Linked DNA regions of Homo sapiens: regions 1 and 3 are each linked to region 2. Evidence: chromatin loops called from intact Hi-C (ENCODE). Cell type or tissue: heart right ventricle. All regions are shown on one strand.

Evidence for each region. Hi-C counts contacts between places; a loop is a spot of excess contacts. Peaks named below come from ENCODE experiments on the same cell type or tissue, not always from the same donor. Only the 100,000 strongest peaks of a DNase experiment are listed, where the experiment ranks them.
Region 1: a loop joins it to region 2, with 5 times the contacts of the local background. A loop is called at or near these places in 41 of 110 quality-filtered maps.
Region 3: a loop joins it to region 2, with 2.0 times the contacts of the local background. A loop is called at or near these places in 29 of 110 quality-filtered maps.

The regions. Positions count from the first base shown.
Region 1 is chr1:16,150,238-16,158,237 of GRCh38, reverse strand. EPHA2 (EPH receptor A2) reads left to right here and starts at 2,169. Exons shown (of 17, transcript NM_004431.5): 1 at 2,169-2,390; 2 at 7,275-7,342. The coding sequence starts at 2,306. EPHA2-AS1 (EPHA2 antisense RNA 1) reads right to left here and starts at 3,023. Exons shown (of 3, transcript NR_187275.1): 1 at 2,483-3,023; 2 at 1,059-1,267. RefSeq lists enhancers at 6,721-7,356, 7,357-7,992. In heart right ventricle, CTCF peaks have their summits at 2,422 (motif pointing left), 3,397 (motif pointing right) and 6,883; DNase peaks (open chromatin) are centred at 1,184, 2,117, 3,080 and 3,387; H3K4me3 peaks cover 5,831 bases; H3K27ac peaks cover 7,744 bases.
Region 2 is chr1:16,078,197-16,086,196 of GRCh38, reverse strand. No RefSeq gene overlaps it. Among named protein-coding and RNA genes, the nearest start is that of FAM131C, 8.5 kb to the right of the region's middle. RefSeq lists enhancers at 2,854-3,786, 3,836-4,335. In heart right ventricle, CTCF peaks have their summits at 3,689 (motif pointing left) and 7,139 (motif pointing left); DNase peaks (open chromatin) are centred at 3,686 and 7,126; H3K4me3 peaks cover 316 bases; H3K27ac peaks cover 3,168 bases.
Region 3 is chr1:16,134,761-16,142,760 of GRCh38, reverse strand. EPHA2 (EPH receptor A2) reads left to right here. Exons shown (of 17, transcript NM_004431.5): 4 at 4,331-4,486; 5 at 4,576-4,908; 6 at 6,991-7,106; 7 at 7,572-7,725. Among named protein-coding and RNA genes, the nearest start is that of EPHA2-AS1, 16 kb to the left of the region's middle. RefSeq lists enhancers at 1,040-1,089, 423-1,390. In heart right ventricle, a CTCF peak has its summit at 3,566; no DNase peak of the experiment used is centred here; H3K27ac peaks cover 4,381 bases.

The sequences.
Region 1 (8,000 bases), 72 kb before region 2:
CTCCACGGATGTGGCTTCCTGTTGCTGAACCGCATGTAACCCAGTAACAGCTGAGATTTCATGCGTGCTTTCTGTAGTCCTGGCCCCTGTGGTTTACATGCATGACTTTATTTGATCTTTACAGTAACTCTCCTAAATAGGCTTTACATCTTTCCAGGAGCAAACTGAGGCTCAGAAAAGTGAAATAACTTGTTCAGAAACTCATGGGCTGACTCCACATCTACTGTGAAGTATGGCACACTCACAAATACATGCATACACAAATCCACACTCACATGCACTCATACACAAATCTCTCACACCCACATGCACACTCATACACACATCTAGACACATCCACACAATCCACAAAAACACACACAGACACACACTCATACCCAAATCCTCTCATGCCCATGCACACACACTTATACACACATATACCAACACTTTTTTCTTTTTTTTTTTGAGACAGAGTCTTGCTGGCCCAGGCTGGAGTGCAGTGAGTGGCGCAATCTCGGCTCACTGCAATCTCTGCCTCTGGGGTTCAAGTGATTCTCCTGCCTTAGCCTCCTTAGTAGATGGGATTACAGGTGAGTGGCACCACGCCCAGCTAATTTTTTTGTATTTTTAGTAGAGACGGGGTTTCACCATGTTGGCCAGGCATGTCTGGAGCTCCTGACCTCAAATGATCTGCCTGCCTCGGCCTCCCAAAGTGCTGGAATTACAGGCCTGAGCCACCCTGCCCAGTCACATACAACACTTATGTCCATACACACACTCACACACAGTCATACATACATCAACACTCTCATGTCTATACACACGAATGCACATTCAACAAAATCTCACACCCTCATACACATGCACTTATTCTCACAGGCACTTGCACACTCACAGGCTCTCAGAGGACCAAGGCTCTCCTCCCATCCTCTTGGTCAAAGGCTTTAATTATCCCCAACGCCTGTAATTAACCCTTCCTCTCTTCCTGCAGGAGAGATGTCTGGACCCGCTTCCCAAGAGTAGGCACCAAGGCGAGAGGCCAAGATGTCCACATCCGGCAGAGAAGACCCACGTACCTGGGTAGCAGGTCCCGGGCATCAAAGCGAGGATGGGGTCAGAGAGGAAGAGGTAGGCAAAGGGAGTCTGGGGCCTCCCAGGAAATCAGGCCTGCCACAGTTGCTCTTCCTGGACTGGTCAAATGGTGATTGGCCAACAGGCAGCCGTGGGTGGCTGGGCAGGCGGGCCAGAGCAAATTTCCCGTTTGTTTCACTCACACTAGCCGCTTCTGTCAGGAAGGGAGATGAGCTCATGTCTGAGGAAGTTTTGTGAAGAGGCCTTATCAAGGGGCAGGTGGTAGGCAGGTGTCCTCCAAACTGTCAAAACCTATCAACCCATGCCAGGGTCGGGGGCCAGGGGTGCCCCTTGCCCCCTTCCCCAAAAAGAAGCAGTGGTTCAAGCAGAGACCACCAGGATTCAAATCCTGCTTCTACTACCCGTGAGCTGTGCACCCTTTGGGCATGTTGTTTCTGCTCTTGGAGCCTCAGTCTCCTCTTCTGTAACATGGGGATGATGACCCCTGCCTCCCAGATGAGAATTATTAATAAATAAGATAGTGCATGTCTGATCCATTCCCAGAGGAAATGAACCTATTCTCAGATCATAGTAGGCTTATAGGCTTCTGAACAGAGATACTCTTTTTGACCATCAGCAGCTTGATATACTCTTCAAGGGTTTTAGGAAGGAGGGCATCCAGGTCTATTTCTGGGCCACTCTCTCAGGCCTGCTGCTTAGGAGGCAACTGCTTATTGGACCCCCAATCCATTTCAGCTCAGACCTTCAGGCCAGCGTTGAGCTCAGTCGCATTGAGCTCAGTCTCAGAGGTGAAGGGCAGAATGGGTATGGCTCAGCGCAAAACCATTAAACGTTTCCACCGAGGATACCAGGCTCAGAGATCCCTGGGGGCTAATCCGTAGGGGCGCTGGCGCTTTGAGACGCTCAAACTTTGGAAGGCCTGCGGGGAGCCCGCGAGTCCAGAGGGCCCCAAGGTCCTCCTCCAAACCCCTCCGGACTTCCCCTCCCTCTCCTCCGGGTGCCAGCCCGGCCCCTTTAAAGACATTCCTGAGGGCGGGCGTTGGTGACGTCACGCAGGGCATGAATGAACAGGAGTCGGTTCTCACCCAACTTCCATTAAGGACTCGGGGCAGGAGGGGCAGAAGTTGCGCGCAGGCCGGCGGGCGGGAGCGGACACCGAGGCCGGCGTGCAGGCGTGCGGGTGTGCGGGAGCCGGGCTCGGGGGGATCGGACCGAGAGCGAGAAGCGCGGCATGGAGCTCCAGGCAGCCCGCGCCTGCTTCGCCCTGCTGTGGGGCTGTGCGCTGGCCGCGGCCGCGGCGGCGCAGGGCAAGGAAGGTGAGTGCGCGCGGCGTCTGGACCCCTGGCCCCCGGGCCCCAGTGCCCCCTAGAGCCCGGCGCTCCTTGACGCGCGCAACTTTGGAACCTACCTGGTGTCGCCCAGTCCCGGCGAACTGGAGTCCGGAGGGCGCACGGGCTGCGATCGAGGCGAGCCCTGGCCCCCACCCGGGGTCATAGGGGCTCCGGAGAATAAGCGGTTTCAGCTTGGTCGCACGGGCCTCGGAGGCTGCGGAGAAGAGGACGCGGCGCAGGCCACGCGGTTGCAGTCCAGGCGGCGACTTCGGGAACGCGTCCCGGCGGGGGGCGTGGGGAGTCCCCTAGAGAAGGGGGTGTTTGGGCAGCTTTCCGCGGGCTCAGCTTCTTAGTGACCTGAATTCACTAACCCGCTTGCCGAGGTTTTGCGGAGAAGGCATACTGTGCAGGCCTCGCATTTTGGGGAGGGGGCTCGGGCGGGCGGGAGCCCCCTGTCGAAGCCCCTGTTCCCTGAGATTTTCTCCACGCCCCCCTTCACCTCCAGTCCCGGGGGAGAGCGTGGAGATAGGTTCGGGCCAATCCCTGCTCACACACTCCTTTCCCTCCTTCCCAAGCCGCACTCCCGGGCTCCCGGGGCAGGTTAGGGGCCGCGAGTGCGGACAGGAAGTCCCAAAGTCAAGCGTTCTGAGCAAGGGTGACTCAGAACGAGGAAATGCGGCAGGTGGGGGTGCGGCCTCCCAAGGTGTGGAGCTGTCAGCCCAGGGCCACCAGGGAGTCAGGACACCCGGGGGTGGGGGACTGAATCACCCACCCCCGCCCCAGTGTTCCCGGAGCCGCGCCGAGTGAGGGGCCGCAGACTTTGCTCATGGCGCAGCGGGTGCGTGGTGGGGGTGTTGTCCCTCCGCTAGGGTCAGGGCGAGGATGGGGGCTCCTGCCCTGGCCGAAGACCTTCCTGTCCACCCAGCCCAGGCCAGCTTCAATTTCCAACAGTGAGGGCAAGGCTTCCCCTCCTGCCTGGGCAGAGCGAGGTTTCCGCAGGCTCCACAAGGGGGAAGCCGGGAGGAAACTTGGGCCGGTGAGAAGTTTCCTTCTTTTTTTTTTTTTTTTTTTTTTTTGAGACGGAGTTTCGCACTTGTTGCCCAGACTGGAGTGCAATGGCGCAATCTCGGCTCACTGCAACCTCTGCCTCCCGGGTTCAAGCTATTCTCCTGTCTCAAGCCTCCCTAGTAGCTGGGATTACAGGTGCCCGCCACCAGGCGCGTCTAATTTTTGCATCTTTTAGTGGAGACGAGGTTTCACCATGTTGGCCAGGCTGATTCTGAACTCCTGACCTCAGGTGATCCACCCGCCGCGGCCTCCCAAAGTGCTGCGATTACAGGCATGAGCCACCACCCCCGGCCTGTTTCCTTCTTTTTCTGCCTCCCAAACTGGGTTTGGAGGTTTTGCTGTTCTGTGTTGGGAGGAAAAGAGGCCGGATCTGGAGCCGTTGGGCAGTGGCAGGTGTTGGGGGTGGCATCCTGTCTCAGTCTCTGGAGTGACAGGGCCCGGGTTGGGGTCTCAACCGGGACTTCTGGTTGCAGGAGCTCATGGCAAGGATTTCTGCCACCCTCAATATCCGCCCCACCAACGTTTGGTCCTCCCCCTTCCTGGGGGACTGTGGTTGGAGAGAAGGGGAGAGACAGCTGGAATCACTATAGGCCTTTCTCCTCGGCTGCCCATGGGGGGGTGGGGGATTAGGCGGGTGCTTTGCTGCTGCAGTCCCCAAGCTGGCCTGGAAGCCTGGAGCTGCCTTGTCCTTGTCCCCTGTGTCCACCTCTCCCCAGCCTGTGTGATTAAACCCCACCCCCACACCCCATGGGATGCAGGGGGAAAGGCTTGTGTATTGCACTGGGGTGGGGGTACATTTTTGCTTCGACTCTGAGTCCCCGTGAAAGAGTCCCTAGAGAAGTGTGCCTAGGTGGGGGTGGGCATGATGGCCTAGCTGGCAGCTGCTGGTTTCAGTTCCTGGGAATCAGGCTGTATGTGGTGGGTCTGCCTGGGGGTGGCTTAGGGGGCAGGCAGGAGGACACAGGTGCCTTTTTCACCTACCCCCAGGCTGCTTCAGACTTCTTTCTTGCCCCCTCACCCCTAGGCTATACTTGGTTGCCCACGTGGCTCCTGTTAGGTCATCAACAGCCACTGAATCTGCCCTCATTTTTACAAATGGGGAAACTGAGGGAGGCCCGAGCCCTTGCCAACCAGGGCCTTCTGGACAGAGGACCAGACCTGAGCATCCCGCTTCTTGGCTGCCAGAGCCAAGGCCCTGCCTGCTTTGTGGTTGGTGTCATGGTAGATTTTCCTGGGAAGCAGGCATAGCTGGGCAGGGGCCTGGGCGGGTGGCAGGGGGTGCTGAGCTGGGGTGCTGCTGATGGGAAGAGGGCTGGAGAGTGCCAGGAAGTCCTTGGTTTCTGGTTCTACCGGGGCCAAGTCTGCCCTCTGTCCCCTTTCCCTTTTCTTTCATGTTTTCCCCAGAGTCCCCACCTCCCTGCTTCCTTTAGGGATTAGCTAGTCTTGGTTAGAGAGGAATGGGGGAAGCGGGGAGGGAACCACAGCCTCGGAGGCTGCGGAGAAGGACCGGAGACCGGGAGTGGGTGGCAGTCCTGCATTTGTGGAAGAAGCTGTGGAGCAATGTGGACCCACAAAGATGGCACTTACGGTGGAACTCATGGCAAAGAAGGAGGTGTTTTTTGCTTTTTTTTTTTCCCCCCAGAAATGGGAAGGTAAGGGGATAGAGAGCTCATGGATAAGCCCTGCTTAGCCTAAGCCTCTCCAGGAAGCCGTCTGGGTCAGCCGAGGGGCTCCCAGGCTCCCACCCTTTCCAGAGAAGCGGGAGCCTCTGTCCCTGGAAGAACCTGGGGAAAGAGCCGCGCCCGCGTCAGGGCGGAGGGACCCAGCGCTGGGCGCCTCCTGTTCCTGGTGGTTGGTTCGAGGGAATTTCCCTGGGAGGGGGCCGGGGTTGGAAACCCCTGCAGGGGGGGCTCCTTCCTGTGTGAGGGCTTCTTTTCTTCTCCGATTGAGCCCTGTGCTACTTCTAGAGCCAGGCCTAGGCTGGAAAGGGAGGGCCCTCCATGCCAGGTTAACCCTTCAGAAGCCTGGTAGCGGTGAGCCCTCTCACTTGGGCACAGACCTCAGCCTCCTGTCAATCTAAGGGGGGGCTGCAGGACTGTGAGGAACCTTTGTCCTTCTACCCACCCAGCTGAAATCAGGAGCCTCCAGATTCCTTCCTGTGTAGCTGGAACATTCCATTTGCTAGTGGGGTTAGTGAGTTTCAAAGCCCCGGCCCTGGGCATGTCTGAACAAATCCCTGCCCCTGCCCACCCCGCTGCCCCCAGCCACCCTCCCCTATCCCCACAGCCTCTGTCATGGGGCCGGTGTCACATTGGATTTCCTCTTGCCTGTCTGGGCTGCCTGACCCTTCCTAGAGAGGTTTGGCCCCGGTCAGTAGTGGGGGTGGCAGCATTTCACGCCCCAGCCTGGGGGCCTTCAGCCCAGGTAGGAGGGCCATGTCACTTCAGGAGGCGGTCTTCAAGACCACCCTCAGAGCCCAGCTCCCATCTCCACAAACCAGGCCATCCCTGCTCCCAGCCTGCCTGGAGCTCTGTCCACCCTTTGAGTCCTTCTCCGGTCCTGGCCTTGAGGAATGGGGCTTCTGAGGCAGATCCCTCATGCTCCAGGGCCCAAAGGAAGCATTGACTTGGTTTCTTTACCCCCACCTTAGGGCTTTACCCTCTGAATCCATCTTGCATAGGTTCTATGCCCCGGTTTCTCCTATCTCCTTACCCTCTAGGGAGGGTAGCACTTATTGGCAGCTACCTGGACTTTACTTGGAAATAGAGTGGGGACAGTACCTAGGGTCTTAGGTTTTGTCTATGGCCTCTGAGCCTGGCAGAGAACCTGGGGTGGATCAGTGGGAGGTGCCCAATGGCAGGACTAGGTCTAGGGAAGACCCCGGGAGTGTATCCCTCCGCCAGGCTCCAGTTGCCTCTCTGGGAACAGGATGGTCCTGACACCTGGTCTCTGGGCCTAGAATGTCCCCTACAAGGGCTTTTATTCCTGATCCCCCAGGAACCTCTGGCACCCCTGGCAGGGCAGTGGTCAGGATGTGAGGGGCAGGGGTGGTGGGAGTGACTTTCCCAGGGAGGGGACCTCACCAGCTGTGTGTATCTTTGGGCCCCTCTTAGGGGCCCTATGGGTCCAGGGCTTTATCCTGCCTGCTCTGTGGCTTTTGTGGTGAGAAGATCGGTTTCCAGATACCCTCTTCCCTCCTCCACCCTGGAGCTGTTCCCACCTGTTCACAGCACTCTCTTCTTGGAGTACCGCAAGATGCACGTGTACATATAGGTGCATATGTGTGTGCTACATGACCTGAGTGGGGTTGGTGTGTTTCCTGCTGGGGGGAATGTGGCAGAAGCAGACACCAGTGTCCCTAAGGCCCACATGCACGTGAAGTGCTGCCAAAGGGCCTTGTTCAAGGAAGCAGAGGGGGCGGTGTGGTGTCACTTAATACCCTGCTCAGCCCAGCTCTCTGCCCAGCTGCTGTTCTCCTGCCGGGCTGAGCTCCCTGGCCTGCTCTGCCCAGCTGGGGACTAACGGAGGGGGACAGGATGGCTGGAATCCTGGCCTGGGAGACTGGAGGCCCAGTCCTGACCCCAGCCTGCTGTGTGCCTTCAGCTGGGTTCCATCCTTTTTCTGGGCCTGTTTCCCTCATGAGTCGAGGGATGATTTTCTTGGATATGGTGACCCTGTGTGGTGGGGTCCCTCTCGCTCTGTCTGAGAGTTGGGGTTCCTGGAGGGATCCTCACCTTTCCTGCCATGGTCTGACTCCTGAAGACACCCCCAGGCTCACCCCCTCTCCCTTCTCCCTTTCAGTGGTACTGCTGGACTTTGCTGCAGCTGGAGGGGAGCTCGGCTGGCTCACACACCCGTATGGCAAAGGGGTATGTAAGCCTTCGGGGTGGGGAGAGGTGTGAGAATGGGGCTGCTGGTCCCCTGTAGAGATGGAGAAACTGAGGCCCAGGGAGCGTGGGGCCTGGCTTCAATTCAGCAGCTCAGCCAGGTCTCAGGCTCAGGGTCCAGCTTCTCACACCAGGCTCAGAGTCAGCCGGCCCAGGCCAGGGCTGGATGGGCGTGGGAAGGTACGAGGGTGTGGGTGTAAGCCTGAGAGGTGGGGGGAACTGGGGAGACAGAGAAGGCCCTAGCGGAGCTGGGCCTTCCATGTTCCAGAAGGGCTGACAGTCAGAGGGATCTCTGGCACCACCCATCCACCTCTTGGGAGGGAAGGGGTTAAAGATGCCCCCTGTCTTGAGGTCTCAGCCCAGGAGGTGAGGGGTGAAGAAGAGACAGGGAACAGGAAAACCTGATCAAGTTCCTTCCTGCCCGCCCCTTTCCCACCTCTAGCTGTTGCTTCCCCTTCCTGTGGGGGGCTGCATTTCTCTGCCTCATTCTCACCCAGGTCTTCCCCTCTATGCCGTCCTGATGTGACCAGGAATGGGGGCAGGGGCTGGGGGTTCTTCCCCTGGCTGTGTGTGTCTGCTGTGTGATCTTGGGGAAGATGTGGCTCTCGGGGCCTCAGTTTCCCTCTCTATACAATGGGCC
Region 2 (8,000 bases):
ATCACTTGAGGTCAGGAGTTCGAGATCAGCCTGACCAACATGGTGAAACCCCATCTCTACTAAAAATACAAAAATTCGCCAGGCATGGTAGCACACTCCTGTAGTCCCAGCTACTTGGGAGGCTGAGGCAGAACTGCTTGAACCCTGGAGGTGGAGTTTGCAGTGAGCTGAGACTGTGCCACTGCACTCCAGCCTGGGTGACAGAGAGAGACTCCATCTCAAAAAAAAAAAAAAAAAAAGGCACAGCCCAGACTCTCCACCTGACAGTGCCATGGTGTGTCCCCAGAAAAGTGGGTCCCCAAAGCGGGACTTCCTAAGAGCACTGCTGAGGTTTCTGGTGAGAACCAGGGACATGGGGAGGAGCAGTCCTTCCTTGGCAGGGCCTGGGAGGCTCCCTTGAAGGGAAGAGGAAGTGACTACCGTCCCCAGAGCCACATCTCTCCCCTCCTCAGTCCGAGGCCTGGCAAACACTCCTGAAGCCCACGACCCCCAGCCCTCCAGGATCAGAAGGCTTGACCTTGCCTTCACTCAGCCCTGAACTCCATCCTGGCCCAGCCAGGCCCTGGAAGTGTCAGCAGCAATTCAACCCTGAAGCCCAGGGTCCACAGAGGGAGCAGCCCCAGCCCAGCTGACCCACGCTCTCCTCCTCCCCTCCTATCTCCACCTCGAGATATGGAGACCTGTGCTCTGGATGCCCTCTCAGGCGATGGAATTTGGAATCCTAGCACTTGCCTCTTAGAGCCTCAGTTTCCTTATCCGCACAACCATCCTCTAAATAATCCCACTTCCTCAGCTGGTCGTGAGGACGAAAAGGGACAATGTTCATGAGGAGCCTCACCCAGCAGGTACAGAATCATATGAATGTTTATTTCTTTTTTCTTTTCTTTTTCTTTTTTTTTTTTTCTGAGATGGACTTTCACTCTTGCTATCCAGGCTGGAATGCAATGGCACCATCTTGGCCCACTGCAACCTCCACCTCCCAGGTTCAAGCAATTGTCCTCCCTCAGCCTCCCACATAGCTGGGATTACAGGCCTGTGCCACCACACCTGTCTAATTTTTTTTTTTTGATGGAGTTTTGCTCTTGTTGCCCAGGCTGGAGTGCCATGACACAATCTCGGCTCATCGCAACCTCCACCTCCCAGGTTCAAGCGATTCTCCTGCCTCAGCCTCCCAAGTAGCTGGGACTACAGGCATGTGCCACCATGCCCGGCTAATGCTGTATTTTTAGTAGAGACGGGGTTTCTCCATGTTTGTCAGGCTGGTCTCAACCTCCTGACCTCAGGTGATCCACCTGCCTTGGCCTCCCAGAGGGCTGGGATTATAGACATGAGCCACTGTGCACAGCCTAATTATTGTATTCTTAGTAGAGATGGGGGGGGGTTTCACCACATTGGCCAGGCTGGTCTCGAACTCCTGACCTCAGGTGATCCACCCTCCTCGGCCTCCCAAAGTGCTGGGATTACAGGTGTGAGCCACCGTGCCTGGCCAGGAATGTTTATTTCTAATTGTCTCGCTCGCCCTCTGTGTCTCCCACCCATCCTCTTCTCTCCCGCACATCTGGCTTTCTAATTTCCACTGTTGCCTCCTCTTTGGCCTCTAAGTCTGTGGAAGTTCCCCTTTCCTGACAAAGCGTGTCCTGGAGCCTGTTTCCTCTCACCATTCCCCACCTGGAGGCTTCTGCCCTTCCCAGCAGGTCTTAAGGCCCAGTTCAGGGAGCCGGGTGTGGCGGCGGGTGCCTGTAGTCCCAGCTACTTGGGAGGCTGAGGCAGGAGGATTGCTGGGGCCAGGAGTTCGGGCCTGCAGTGAGCTATGATTGTGCCACTGGACTCTAGACTGGGAGACAAAGCAAGACCTGTCTTTAAAAAAAGTGGAAAGTTGGGGAAGAATTTTTTTTTTGAGACAGAGTCTTGCTCTGTCGCCCAGGCTGGAGTGCAGTGGTGTGATCTTGGCTCACTGCAACCTCTGCCTCCTGGGTTCAAGAGATTCTCCTGCCTCAGCCTCCCGAGTAGCTGGGACTACAGGTGTGCGCCATCAGGCCCTGCTAATTTTTGTATTTTTGTGGAGACGGAGTTTTATCATGTTGGCCAGGCTGGTCTCAAACTCCTAGGCTCAAGTGATCTGCCCGCCTCAGCCTCCCAAAGTGCTGGGATTACAGGCATGAGCCACCACTCCCGGCCGGAATTTTTTTACAAGAAGGGAAAAAAGCCCCATTTGGGGACCTCCTACATCAGTCCCTTATCTCCCATCCCGGCAGGGAGCTCAAAGTTCCTACCAACTCAGGGAACCAGGACCTGGTGGCAAGGAGTGGGGGTGGCAGGACTGTAGAATCCACACATTCAGTGAGCTTGCTGGGGGGCTTCTGCCCACTGCTCTTCCCCTAGGAAGGAACATCTCGAAGGCAGGTGAGGCCTGGGGCCCACCCCTCAGCTGGCACCACCCTGACCTGGACTTGTGCCCCCTCCATACCTCTGCTGGGAAAAACACTTTCCCACAATGTGAGTTTCTCCACCCCCCCGCCCAGCCGCTTCTCGGAGTGGGAAGGGCAGGAGTGGGCTGGGCAGGGCTGGGCAGGGCTGGGCAGGGCTGGGCAGGGGACACCAGCTGGGCTGTGTTTGTTTTTGGGGTTTTCCTCTTAGACTGGTTCTCTAAACAAAAGGCCTGGATGGTTGTGGAGACGGAGCCAGCCCCAGCCCCTCCTGGGGCCAAGGGGGTTCCAACAGAAGATTATGTGGGAGGGGGGCATTTAGAGTCCCCCCAGGGCCATGTCGTCTTAGGGAACATTTGAAGCCCAGTGACACGGGTGCTACTTTCCTATTTTACAGAGGAGGAGACTGAGGTTCAGGGAGGCCCAGTGATATACTCAGTGAAAGCTGAGGAAGGGGCTGGCAGGGGGTGGCTCAGGAGGAGGGCTTATTTTGGGGTTGCACTGGGTGCTTGGCTACCCTCTCCTCCTTCAAACTCCCTCTGTCCCCTCGTTGCACCCTCCCCCCGAAGTCGTGTTTCCTTCCCCAAATCTCCCAGGCTGTGCCTCTCGCTCTTTCTTCTCCAGGCAGCTCCATCCTCAGCTTTGTCCTCATCAGTCTCCCCCAGGGTGGGCACAAGCCCCTGGCGGCAACATCCAAACCACTGGCACCAGGCCATAACCATGCCATTTCAAGAGTTTGCATGGGCCACGCTCTGTTCTAAAAGGTGTCACCCAAGATTAGCTGCTCAGTCCTCACAGCAGCTCTGGGAGGTGAGTACTCTTCTTATCCTTGCTTTGCAGGTGAGGAAGCTGAGGCCCAGAGAGGGGACGAAATTGACCATAGGTGGCAGAGCCCTATTCAAACCCAGGCAGCCTGGCCCCAGAGCCCACACACTTGCTTCTCCAGGTTGCCCCTCTGGCTCTCCAGCCTAGACCTCTGACCTGGGCTCTCCCAACTAAGGAGAGATGGGAGCTATGGTGGCAGAGGTGCCCCGGGCACCATCCCTGCCTAGCCCCCACCATAGCTCCCATCTCACTCTGCATTAGGCCTGGTTGCTCCATGACCCCACCCCACCCCCTTGGGTCCCATTCATTCATGGCCACGTCCCCATGCCCAGCACAGCAGACGTGGTACACAGTAGGGCCTCAGCATGTATTCTCAGAGGAACAAAGTGGATTCCAGTCCTAGAACCAGCCCCAGCTTCCCCAGAGTGCCCTCTGCTGGTCAGACCAGACACTGACCCAAGGCCTCCAGGCCACCAGCCCTCCTTGATCCTGGATCATCTAATAAACCCCTGGGTTTATAGAGCTCCTTTCTCCCACCGAGCTCAAAGCACTTTCCCATCTGTGATCTCTCTGGCCTGGGACCCGCCTCAGAAGTGTGGGAGGGCCCAGTATTCATCTCCCCATTTTACAGAGACGAACCAAAGCCTGGAGAGTGATGGGACGAGCCCCAGCGTGCTGCTGGCAGCTGCAGAAAAGAACTTACAGGTCCATTCATCCAGCCCTCTAGGGTACAGATGAACATACTGAGGCTCAGAGGGGAACAGACTTGCCCGGATGAGTCCTGGGCTAGAACCCTGGTGTCCTAAATGCCATCCAGGGCTTTCCCACGACATCAAGATCTCTGTCTACAGAGGCAAGGAGTAAGGCCTTGGCCAAGTCATCGAACATAAGGAGCCTGTATTGTCCAGTTGTACTTCCTGCTCTTGCCTTCCTCCCAGGGGATGACTGACAGGGAAGTGCTCCTGAACCGCTGTGAAGGCCACGAGGCCAGGTGAGGCCAGATGAGGCCAGGTGAGGTGGCGATCAGAACATTGGCCCCTACTGCAGATTTGGGCGGGACCCTCACCCCTGCCTGGCATAAACACCGACCCAGGAGGAGGCCCCCACCCAAAGCTTTGCTTTCAGAGGGGCCAGCATGCTGTCTGCTAGCCCACCCTGCCCTGGCTGACCTGGTGGGGGACCAAAGGTGAAAATAAATGCTTAAGCAGTGTGACCCTGAGCGCCAGTTCCTGCCCCCTGTTGTGCCCCTCCCGGCACTTCGGATTTGTCAACTTATTATTTATTCCGGGGACTTGTTAATGTTGTCTCCTCTGCCACACTCTAAGCATCAGAGCTCACTGCAGCCTCAACCTTCTGGGTTCTAGTGATACTCCCACTTCCGCCTCCAGAGTAGCTGGGACTACAGGCGCGTGCCACCATGTGTGGCTAATTAAAAATTTTTTTTTTTTTGTAGCGACAAGTACTCACTATATTGCCCAGGTTGGTCTCGAACTCCTGGGCTTAAGTGATCCTCCCATTTTGACCTCCCAAAGTGCTGGGATTAGAGGCGTGAGCCACCAGGTCCAGCCTATTTTCAGCTTTGAGGGCCCTGTCATCTCTGTCTACACCACTCTGTCGGGGGAGTGTGAGGCAGCCAGAGACAATAGGTAAACAAATGGGTGTAGATATGTTTCAATAAATCTTTGTTTAGGCCGGGGGCGGTGGCTCATGCCTGCAATCCCAGCACTTTGGGATGCTGAGGTGGACGGATCACCTGAGGTAAGGAGTTCCAAGACCAGCCTGGCCAACATGGCGAAACCCCCATCTCTACTAAAAATACAAAAATTAGCCGGGATTGGTGGCACATGCCTGTAGTCCAGTTACTCAGGAGGCCGAGGCAGAATTGCTTGAATGAGGGAGGCAGGGGTTGCAGTGAGCTGAGATTGTACCTCTGCACTCCAGGCTGGGTGACAAAATAAGACTCTGTTTCAGATAAATAAATAAATAAATAAATAAATAAATAAATAAATAAAATAAAACAAAACCTTGCTTACAAAAACAGACTGTTGGCCATATCTAGCCAATGGGCCATAGTTTGCTGGCCCCTGCTCTTATCTCCAGGACAGCTGGATCACTTCCAGACCATGGCTGCCGCCTGAGCTGTTCCCTCTGCCTTGGAGGCCAAGCATGGCTGTTCACTGTCAGCTATAACCCATTGTAGGTGCTGCTTCAATCAATATTTGATGAATAAAGGTGTGAACAGAGAGTAAAACAGGCAAGACCTCTGTGGGACTCGAAGGATGTGTGAGGTATGGACTGATTGTGACAGGGTGTGCAGCTTGTGCAAATGTCCAGAGGCAGGAATGGGGGAGATGCTCAGGCCCCAGGGGTTTCCAGGCTCAGAATCGCCCTGAAGGTCAAGATAGAGGGGACTGCCAAGAGTTTAAGGGCTGCCCCAGCATGATGATGGCTTGGACCACCTTCTCCCCCTCCTAGAGTTACTGGGAGGGTGAAACAGGACAGGAGGGTAAGGGTCTCCAGACAGCTCCTGACACGCAGAAAGGCCTCAGCTGCCATGATGATTATTGGTACTGTTTTTCTTTAGTTTGTTTGTTTTGTTTTGTTTTATTTTGTTTGTTTTTTTTTTGAGACGGAGTTTCGTTCTTGTTGCCCAGGCTGGAGTGCAATGCCGCGATCTCGGCTCACCGCAACCTCTGCCTCCCGAGTTCAAGCGATTCTCCTGACTCAGCCTCCCGAATAGCTGGGACTACAGGCATGTGCCACCGTGCCCGGCTAATTTTGTATTTTTAGTAGAGACGGGGTTTCTCCATGTTGGTCAGGCTGGTCTTGAACTCCCAACCTGAGGTGATCCACCCGCCTCAGCCTCCCAAAGTGCTGGGATTACAGGCATGAGCCACCTCACCCTGCCGATTATTGGCACTGTTAATAACCCAGACACCTGAAACTGCCCCTCAAGCTCCCACTAATGGCTTGACCTGGTCAGCAGGGCTCTCGCCGCACTGGGGCTGGGAGTAAACACCTGTTTACTCACCAGGCTAGGAGCTTCCCCGGCACAGGGACTGGATTCATCCGTGTTCCCAGTGCTCAGGACAGGGCCTGGCAGCATGGCTGTGTCTCCTGCATCAGACTTGGAATTCCCTAAGGGCTCTGTCTCCCCCATCAGACTAGGGGCTCAACTTTCTGTCTCGGCCTATCCCACCTAGTCCAGCCTGCTTTCCTGGGGAGGGCTCTGACCTAACATCCAATTCCAGTCGGAGCCTGGAAGTGAGAGTAGGCATATTCCGAGAACGGCCTGTGACTTTCTCAGGCTCCCCAGAAAGGCCCCAAGTCCTAGCCCCGGGGAAACCCCAGGCGGGGCCAGGACACCAGAAGTGACACCTAGCACCTGACTCCTCCAGACTGGAGCAGCGGGTCCTGCTGGCTGTGGTGTTCCAGTCCCAGCTGTGCTCCTAACTGGCCTTGGTTCCTTTCCTGGGGTTCAGTCTCCGCATCTGTACAATGGGGGTCAGGACCACGTGTTGTCTGACTTCAGGAGCCTGGCTAGGCTATACAGAGACTTTGTGCAAAATTGTAAAAGGCCTTCCCTCTGGGTAGATGCACCCTGTGAGTGCACAGCTTAGAGGAAGTGACACCTTTGTGCTAGGAAAAAACCTCCCTGTCCTGGGGCAGACACAGAGCTCTACACAACGGTAGAGCTCAGGGCTTTGGGACCAGAGCACGGGCAGGTTTTGGTCCCCTCCCACTCAGCCAGGCTCCTCTGTGCAGGGTGCAGCATGCACCACCCAGAGCCATGGCTGGGGCTGAGTTACCAGCAGGGTACTTTCTGGGTCAGCAGACGGCGGGAGGAAGGAAAAGGAAAGCAACAGAGAATGATGCTGTCTCAGGCTGCCCCCTGATGGCCAGCGGCTGCCTCACACTCACAGCTCTGGAAAAGCAACAGTTCTAGCAGGGGGGCTTCCTTCTACCTGCAGAGATCCTGAGATCTAGGAATTGGAGTACCAGCCCTCTGAACCTTGAGGAAGGGACCCTGTCACATAGCAGCCACCATGGGCCAGGACAGGGCCGGGCATTTTAGAGATGAACTCAGGGCGCCTCTTTTTTTTTTTTTTTTTTTTTTTTTTGAGACAGAGTCCCTCTCTGTCACCCAGGCTGGAGTGCAGTGGCGTGATCTTGGCTCACTGCAACCTCCGCCTCCTGGGTTCAAGCGATTCTCTTGTCTCAGCCCCCAGAGTAGCTGGGATTACAGGTGCATGTCACCACGCTGGCTTTTTTTTTTTTTTTTTTTTTTTTTTTTTGTATCTTTAGTAGAGACTGAGTTTTCCCATGTTGGCCAGGCTGGTCTCGAACTCCTGACCTCAGGTGATCCACCCGCCTCGGCCTCCTAAAGTGCTGGGATTACAGGCATGAGCCACCGTGCCCAGCCCAGAACACCTCTTTACCCATCAGACTGAAAGCTCCCAGGGAGGGGGCTGGTCTCACCTCAGTGTCCCCATGCCCAGCACAGTTGCCGTGTCTCTTCTGTCAGACTTGGAGCTCCCTGAGGGCTCTGTCTCCCCCATCAGACTGAGAGTTTACCCTTCTCTCTCTTTCCCTAGTCCAGCTGGTTGCCTGGGGGTGAGGCAGGGAGATGACCTGACACCCAACTCCAGCCAGCAGCCCCCAGTCCTGAGCCTGGAGCTGAAAGTGGGCCCATTCTGAGGTCAGCCTGTGGCCTTCTTTCTCAGCCTCCACCAAAAGGCCCCAAGTCCT
Region 3 (8,000 bases), 57 kb before region 2:
GTCCATTCATCTGTCCATCCTCCCCACCCATCCATACATCCATCCATCCAACCACCACTCCACCCACCCACCCATCCATCCCTCATCCATCCATCCACTCATCCACCTGTCCACCCACCAACCCACCCATCCATTTGTCCATTCATCTGTCCATTCATCCACCCACTCATACCCCCCTCCACCCATCCATCCATTCATCCACCCACCCATCCATCCACACACTCATCTACCCATCCACCCACCAACTCACCCATCTATCCATCCATCCATCTGTCTGTCCATCCATTCAGCAAACATTAACTGAGCACCGCTGGGCCATGGGACACAGATAAATTGGTCTCCATTCCTGCTCCTCAGGAGCTGCTGGTCTCACGGAAGCTCCTGATACATGCAGGAATAATTTCAAATGGAGCATAAAAGCCAAGTTTTGAATTCCCCTGGAGCTGAAACAGTGTTTATCTGTCTCACCATCGCATCCTAGCACCCAGCATTGTGCCAGACACGTATGAAGTGCCCATTTCTATTTGGTAAACATAAGATTAATAGATGCCCTAATGGGGGCCGGGGGGCCAGGAATTGGGCAGTCTGGGAGGGCTGTGTAGAGGAGCTTAAGCTGGGTATTAAAGGATGCATAGGAGTTTGCTGGTTGGCTAAGGAACAGTAGGTATCTGGTGTATGTGGGTGTGTTTGAGTGTGTGTGACCCCTGTCCCCACTTGCCCGCCTAGAATGCCAGGAAATCCAACTAGATAAAGTCAGGAAGAACACAGGGGCTTGCTGGTGTCCTACTCATGAACTCTGGGACCCCTGAGCACTTGGAAACTCTGGCGGGGCCCTGGAGACAGCCCCTGGTAGCTTTGTGGTTGGAGGAGGGGAAGCACATCTCGTCAGGCAGGCACATGCCCTGTTGACGCTGCCTCTCTGCTGTATTATCTGGCACATCCGCAGCGGAAATCTCTCCAAATTCCCTCTTTCCTGGCGGCAGCAGGCAGGCAGGCCACCCCCGGGCGCTGGGGCCAAAGAGCCCATCTCTTCCCCCACTTCCTCCTCTTGGCATAGAAGCAGCCACACGGTGGGGAGTCGGGGCATTGTGAGGGTTTGCAGGTGGCTAAAGCCTCCAGTGGGTCCGAGCCTGGGCTGTGGGGGTTTATGGCCCCTGCCTGGCCTGAGAGCCTGGGCTGGGAACGCCCCCGAGCTTCCCAAGTCAGCTGGCCCTGGACCACCTGAACCAGCACTGAGCCAGGTGAAGTCTCCTCCACAGACAAGTCAGGGCATTTGGGGGAACTGACCCCAGGATAAACATGGCCCAGCTTTCTGGAGTCTCAGTTTTACTCACAGATCTGGTGGAGGAGAGAGCTATTTTTGTATCATGCAGATATGTTATGGGGAGGGATGCAATATACTCATGGGTTTCCAAATACAATAGGAGACTTGAAGACATTCGGGGCTTGAAGGAGACCACTTCAGCCACCCCAACCAACCCCCCTGGGCTGGAGTCTACACTTTTCTGCTCACAGACACAAAAGTGCCCAGTTTGAGAAGATCTGTGGTGGGGAATACCCTCCCCTCCTCCACAACACATAGACCCACAGCTGCTCTGAAATTCGTCAGGAGTTTCTGGCTTTTGAAGTGGGTCAGGCCTTATCTCCTCTCTCTTCAGGCTTGTTTCAGAATGTTGATTTATCTTTGCTCCAAATTGAAGTGTTCCTAAGAACAGAAGTGGGAAAGGAGGCCCGGTGAGGTGGCTCACGCCTGTAATCCCAGCATTGTGGGAAGTCGAGGTGGGAGGATCACTTGAGGCCAGGAGGTCAAGAGACCAGCCTGGGCAACAAAGACACACCCCGTCTCTAAAAAATAAAATAGGCCGGACGCGGTGGCTCACGCCTGTAATCCCAGCACTTTGGGAGGCCGAGACGGGTGGATCACTTGAGGCCAGGAGTTCGAGACCAGGCTGCATCTCTACTAAAAATACAAAAGTTAGCCAGGCTTGATGGCCGGTGCCTGTAGTTCCAGCTACTCAGGAGGCTGAGGCAGGAGAATTGCTTGAACCCAGGAGGCGGAGGTTGCAGTGAGCTGAGATCCCACCACTTCACTCCAGCCTGGGCAACAGAGCGAGACTCCATCTCAAAAACAAAATAAATAAATAATGAAAAAGGAGTGGGAGAGGAGAGAGGCTGAAAATCAGGCATCCTAAGTTTGAGTTCTGGTTTCCTTCTTGGGAGCTTGGTGACCTTGGACAAGCTTTTTTGTCTCTCCTCACCTCCAAAGTGGAACCAGCGCTAATAGTGCCTGTATATAGCAGGTCTATTGCGAGGACTAAATGAGGGTACAGTGCTTAGCCCGAGCCCTGCGCATAGTAGGTACTGTCATTGGGACTCCAGGCTCTGTGCAGAGCAGGAGTCGGGTCCCGGGCCTCCTCTGTCCTGCTGCATGACCTGGGACAAGCCCCCTTCCCTGCCCTATGTGCCTGAGCTCTTGCAGGGCCAATGCTGAGGGTCTGCAGAAGCAGGATGGACCAAGGGGGTGAGAGCGGCTGTTTGTGTGGTCCCTGGGCCAGGGTTGGGAGGGGACAGGGATGCAGCCTGGCTCTGAGAGCAGAGTCATCAGCAGGAGGTCACTATCTGGCACCTTACAGAGCTGGGTGTCCTTTGAGTCCTGTTCCCCTGACTCCTGGTCCCCCTCTGCACCTCTGCTCACACAGGGGACTGGATGACGAGAGTCTTCGCTCCAGATTCTGTCCCTGAGAGTTAGCAGGTTTGCTTGGGTCAGGGCACTTGAAATTGCTTCCCTGGAGGGGGTTGTCCTTAGGCCATTAGGGGCCAGGTTGTCCCCAGGGTCTTGGACAAAAGCTGCCTCCAGGCACAGATTTTTCCTGACGGCAGGGGTCTGACTTCTCCACATCAGACCTCCAGCGGCTTTCCATTGCCTCCAGGATAAAGTCCCAGCTTCTTGGCCTGGCATTGAAGGCCTTTCTCAACTGTTTTATTGCTTGCTGCTCCCCACATTTGTGCCCACAAACCCACTCATACCTTCCGTATTAGTCATGCACTTTCTCACTCCTAACTCCCTCTCCCAACATCTATCATTCCCCTGCTGAACTCCTATGCAGCCTCTGAACCCCAGCCAAAATGTCCCCTCTGTGACTTCTCAGACTCCTGGCCAAGGTTGTTTCCCCTTCTCCACCCCCTTAGCTGTTAGCTTGTTTCCTCCCTCTGTCTTGCAGACCTTGTCAGGTGCTTCTGCTCCCTGAGATCAGGAGTTTGTTTTCATCTTGGTGCATACCCAGCACTGGGGGTGGGCCAGGCACAGAGCAGAGGATCATTGTGTGTGTGGTGAACACGGTGCTGAGGTTGGAGGTGTCTCAGGACCCTCTCATCAGAACAATCTGAAGGATTATAATTGTAGGGTTGTTGGAGGAGCTCCCTAGGGTGACCTCTACCCACCCTGGCCACTTCAGCAGCTGCCCAAGCCCTGGACAGCCCTGCACCGTGAGCCCTGTGTCTGGGCAGCTTCCTGCCTGTAGGGCCAGGAAGGGGCTTAGGGCAGGGGCGGGATGAGACAGGATAGGGCGGTGGGAGGAAGAAGCCCCCGGAGTCAGGTGCCTGAGCCCCCAGCCTGCTGGGCCAGGACAGGACTGGCCACTGGGGGAGGAAGAGTCACTTCCTGGCTGTCCTTGTGAGTGGCGGATATGACTCGGTCCTGGAAGCAGAGCCAGAGAAAATGCCAGGGGGCTTGGCCTTTCCTGCTTCCTGGTCAGCCCCGGATGGAAAGGAGGGCAGGTCCTGGGCTGGAGGTAACACCTGCAGGGATGGCATCCTGAACTGATGAGGCTGGCCAGTGAGTCAGGGTGGTGGTGACAGTCAACAAACACACATGGTCAAGAAGAGGCAGTCATTGCCCTGGGCAGCTCTCAGCTACCCAGGTGGGGACCGGACAGGCTAGTCTGCATGGAGGAAAGGGGATGAGGCCGGTGGGCAGCGTGCTTGGTCAAGTGCTGAGCTAGGCTGTGATGGGATTCTTGGTTGGCTGAAAGGCGAGGTATGGCCTTGAATGCCAGGCTCAGGGGCGTGGTGCTTCTTGCAGGAGCCAGTGGGGAGTGAAGCAAAGGTTTGCAGCATGTGTGTGAAGCACTTCCTGGGTGCCCGGTACATGCTAGGCCCTTGCCATGCATTTTTCCATCACAAGACATTTTGCCGATGAGAAAACAGGTCCATAGAGATTTACTGACCTGCTTGCAGGGCAGGGGTCCCTGGTGAGGGAATGAGACAGTCACGTGGGGTGGAAGCAGATTGAACTGATGTCCTTGTGCTCTGTCTGTCCTGTGTCCACCAGCCTGCTCGCCTGGATTTTTTAAGTTTGAGGCATCTGAGAGCCCCTGCTTGGAGTGCCCTGAGCACACGCTGCCATCCCCTGAGGGTGCCACCTCCTGCGAGTGTGAGGAAGGCTTCTTCCGGGCACCTCAGGACCCAGCGTCGATGCCTTGCACACGTGAGTCTTGCAGTGGGTCAGGGTGGCGTGACTGAGGGTGACGTGTCCGCCTGGGTCCAGCACAGCACTGACTCCTCCTGTCTGTGCAGGACCCCCCTCCGCCCCACACTACCTCACAGCCGTGGGCATGGGTGCCAAGGTGGAGCTGCGCTGGACGCCCCCTCAGGACAGCGGGGGCCGCGAGGACATTGTCTACAGCGTCACCTGCGAACAGTGCTGGCCCGAGTCTGGGGAATGCGGGCCGTGTGAGGCCAGTGTGCGCTACTCGGAGCCTCCTCACGGACTGACCCGCACCAGTGTGACAGTGAGCGACCTGGAGCCCCACATGAACTACACCTTCACCGTGGAGGCCCGCAATGGCGTCTCAGGCCTGGTAACCAGCCGCAGCTTCCGTACTGCCAGTGTCAGCATCAACCAGACAGGTGAGGTCCAGGGGTGGCAGCTGTGCCCTATGGGGCCTGCCCAGGTGGGGCTTAAGGAGGACGGCCATCTGGGGCTCGGGTGTGTTTAGAGAGAGGCAGCAGAGCAAGTGGTTAAAGGCACAGTGTCTAGAGCAAGCTTGTCCAACCCGTGGGCCACATGTGGCCCCAGCCGACATTGAATGCGGCCCAACACAAATTCGTAAATTATCTTAAAACATTATGATATTATTTTTGCAATATTTTTCCCTTTTTTTTGAGACAGAGTCTCGCTCTGTTGCCCAGGCTGGAGTGCAGTGGCTTGATCTCGGCTCACTGCAACCTCTGCCTTCCGGGTTCAAGCAATTCTCCTGCCTCAGCCTCTGGAGTAGCTGGGATTACAGGCACGTGCCACCACACACAGCTAATTTTTTGTATTTTTAGGAGAGACAGGGTTTCACTATGTCGGCCAGGCTGGTCTCGATCTCCTGACCTTGCGATCCGCCCGCCTCGGCCTCCCAAAGTGCTGAGATCACAGGCGTGAGCCACTGCGCCCAGCCTGCAATTTTTTTTTTTTTTAGCTCATCACCTGTTGTTAGTGTTGCTGTATTTTATTTGTGGCCCAAGACCATTCTTCCATTATGGCCCACAGAAGCTGAAAGATTGGACACTCCTGCTCCAGAGCCGCTTCTGAGCTCTGTGACTGTGGGCAGGTTACTTAACCTCTCTGGGCCTCAATGTTCTCCCCTGTAAAGTGGGATAATAATTGAGAATTGAGACTGGGCGCGGTGGCTCATGCCTGTAATCCCAGCACTTTGGGAGGCTGAGGTGGGCAGATCACCTGAGGTCGAGAGTTCCAGACCAGCCTGACCAACATGGAGAAACCCCATCTCTACTAAAAATACAAAAAATTAGCTGGGTGTGGTGGCGCATGCCTGTAATCCCAGCTACTCAGGAGGCTGAGGCAGGAGAATCGCTTGAACCCAGGAGGTGGAGGTTGCGGTGAGCCGAGATCGCACCATTGCACTCCAGCCTGGGCAACAAGAGCGAAACTCCGTCTCAAAAGAAAAAAAAAAAAAGAAAGCATTCAGCAAAAGTTAGTTCTTCTTCTTCTTCTTCTTCTTCTTCTTCTTCTTCTTCTTCTTCTTCTTCTTCTTCTTCTTTTCTTCTTCTTCTTCTTCTTCCTCTTCTTCTTTCTTCTTCTTTTCTTCTTTTCTTCTTCTTTCTTCTTCTGTCTTCTTCTTCTTCTTTTTTTTTGAGACGGAGTTTTGCTCTTGTTGCCCAGGCTGGAGTGCAATGGCACAATCTTGGCTCACCGCAACCTCTGCATCCCGGATTCAAGTGATTCTCCTGCCTCAGCCTCCTGAGTAGCTGGGATTACAGGCATGCGCCACCATGCCCAGCTAATTTTGTATTTTTAGTAGAGACGGGGTTTCTCCATGTTGGTCAGGCTGGTCTCGAACTCCCAACCTCAGGCAATCCTCCCGCCTCGGCCTCCCAAAGTGCTGGGATTACAGGGGTGAACCACCACACCTGGCCTTTTATTATTATTATTATTATTATTATTATTATTTATGCACTCGTAAATATGGGGCACCTCTGATGTGCCAGCCCCTGTGATGGGGCCAGGGTGGAGGCCTGGGGCTCTGGCCCTGTGCTCTGGAGCTGAAAGTTTAGGATCCTAGGTTGGGATCTAAAGAGCCTGGGAGCTGGGCGTGGTGACCACGCCCATAATCCCAGCATTTTGGGAGGTTGAGGCAGGAGGATTGCTTGAGCTCAGGCATTTGAGACCAGCATGGGCAACATAGGGAGACCCCATCTCTACAAAAAATACAAAAATTAGCCAGGTACAGTAGCATGTGTCTGTAGCCCCAGCTATTCAGGAAGCTGAGGCAGGAGGATCACTTGAGCACAGGAGTTCAAAGCTGTAGTGGGCCGAGATCATGCCACTGCACTCGAGCCTGGGTGAGAGAGCGAGATCCTGTCTCAAAAAAATGAAAGAATCTGGGCTGTGGAGGATGTGGCTCCACGTCCACTTGTCCCCCCAAACCCTGCCTGCTCGTAGGCAGCTTCTTACCCACTTCCCCCACTGCCTGTCCTGCCCAGAGCCCCCCAAGGTGAGGCTGGAGGGCCGCAGCACCACCTCGCTTAGCGTCTCCTGGAGCATCCCCCCGCCGCAGCAGAGCCGAGTGTGGAAGTACGAGGTCACTTACCGCAAGAAGGTAACTCCCAGAGGGGCGGGGCTGGCTCTAGCTGGGCCGACAGCAGGGGACAGGCTGGTCACATAGATGATCACCAAACCACCCAGCCATCTGAAGAAGCACCCTTCTGCAGATGGGGAAACTGAGGCCTGGGGTCTGCCAGGGGGTTACATCTCCCAAGGCAGCACAGCAGAGATTTGTACGAGAGAAGACATGGCGTCCTTGGAAGAGGCAGTCAGGGTGAGGACAGGGGCAGAATTTTGGGACCCCACACACTCAGTTTGAGTCCTGGCTCATGCATTTAGTGGTTCTGACCTTGAGTGAGTCACTTAATTCCGAGCCTCAGTTTCCTCCTCTGTAAGAAGAGCCTCAAGTTTGCTAACAAAGGCAAGCCACCTTGCTAGCTTGGGGTGGTCTCCAGCGGGCTGAGCCGAGGCCCCTGCCCTGCCCTCACTGCCTGCTCCTCCGCCGGCCACCCACCCACAGGGAGACTCCAACAGCTACAATGTGCGCCGCACCGAGGGTTTCTCCGTGACCCTGGACGACCTGGCCCCAGACACCACCTACCTGGTCCAGGTGCAGGCACTGACGCAGGAGGGCCAGGGGGCCGGCAGCAAGGTGCACGAATTCCAGACGCTGTGTGAGTTGGGGGACCCTGGGCATGGACCAGGCCAGGGCCCAGAACCAAGCAATTGAGACATCTTGGGAAAGGAAGTGAATCAAATAACTTAGAAATGCCCCTTTCTCGGTCACCGGCGGCCTGGGACAGCCCTTCGGGGACTGCCCCCAAGCCTGGGGAGGGGGAAGCATGGAAGGCTGAGGGGTGGAGGAGCCGGGATGTGGATTCACGACAGTGGTGTGAGGAAGTTCAAATCCGCATCTCAGAAAAAGCCAGAGCTTTGAGCCCCACATACC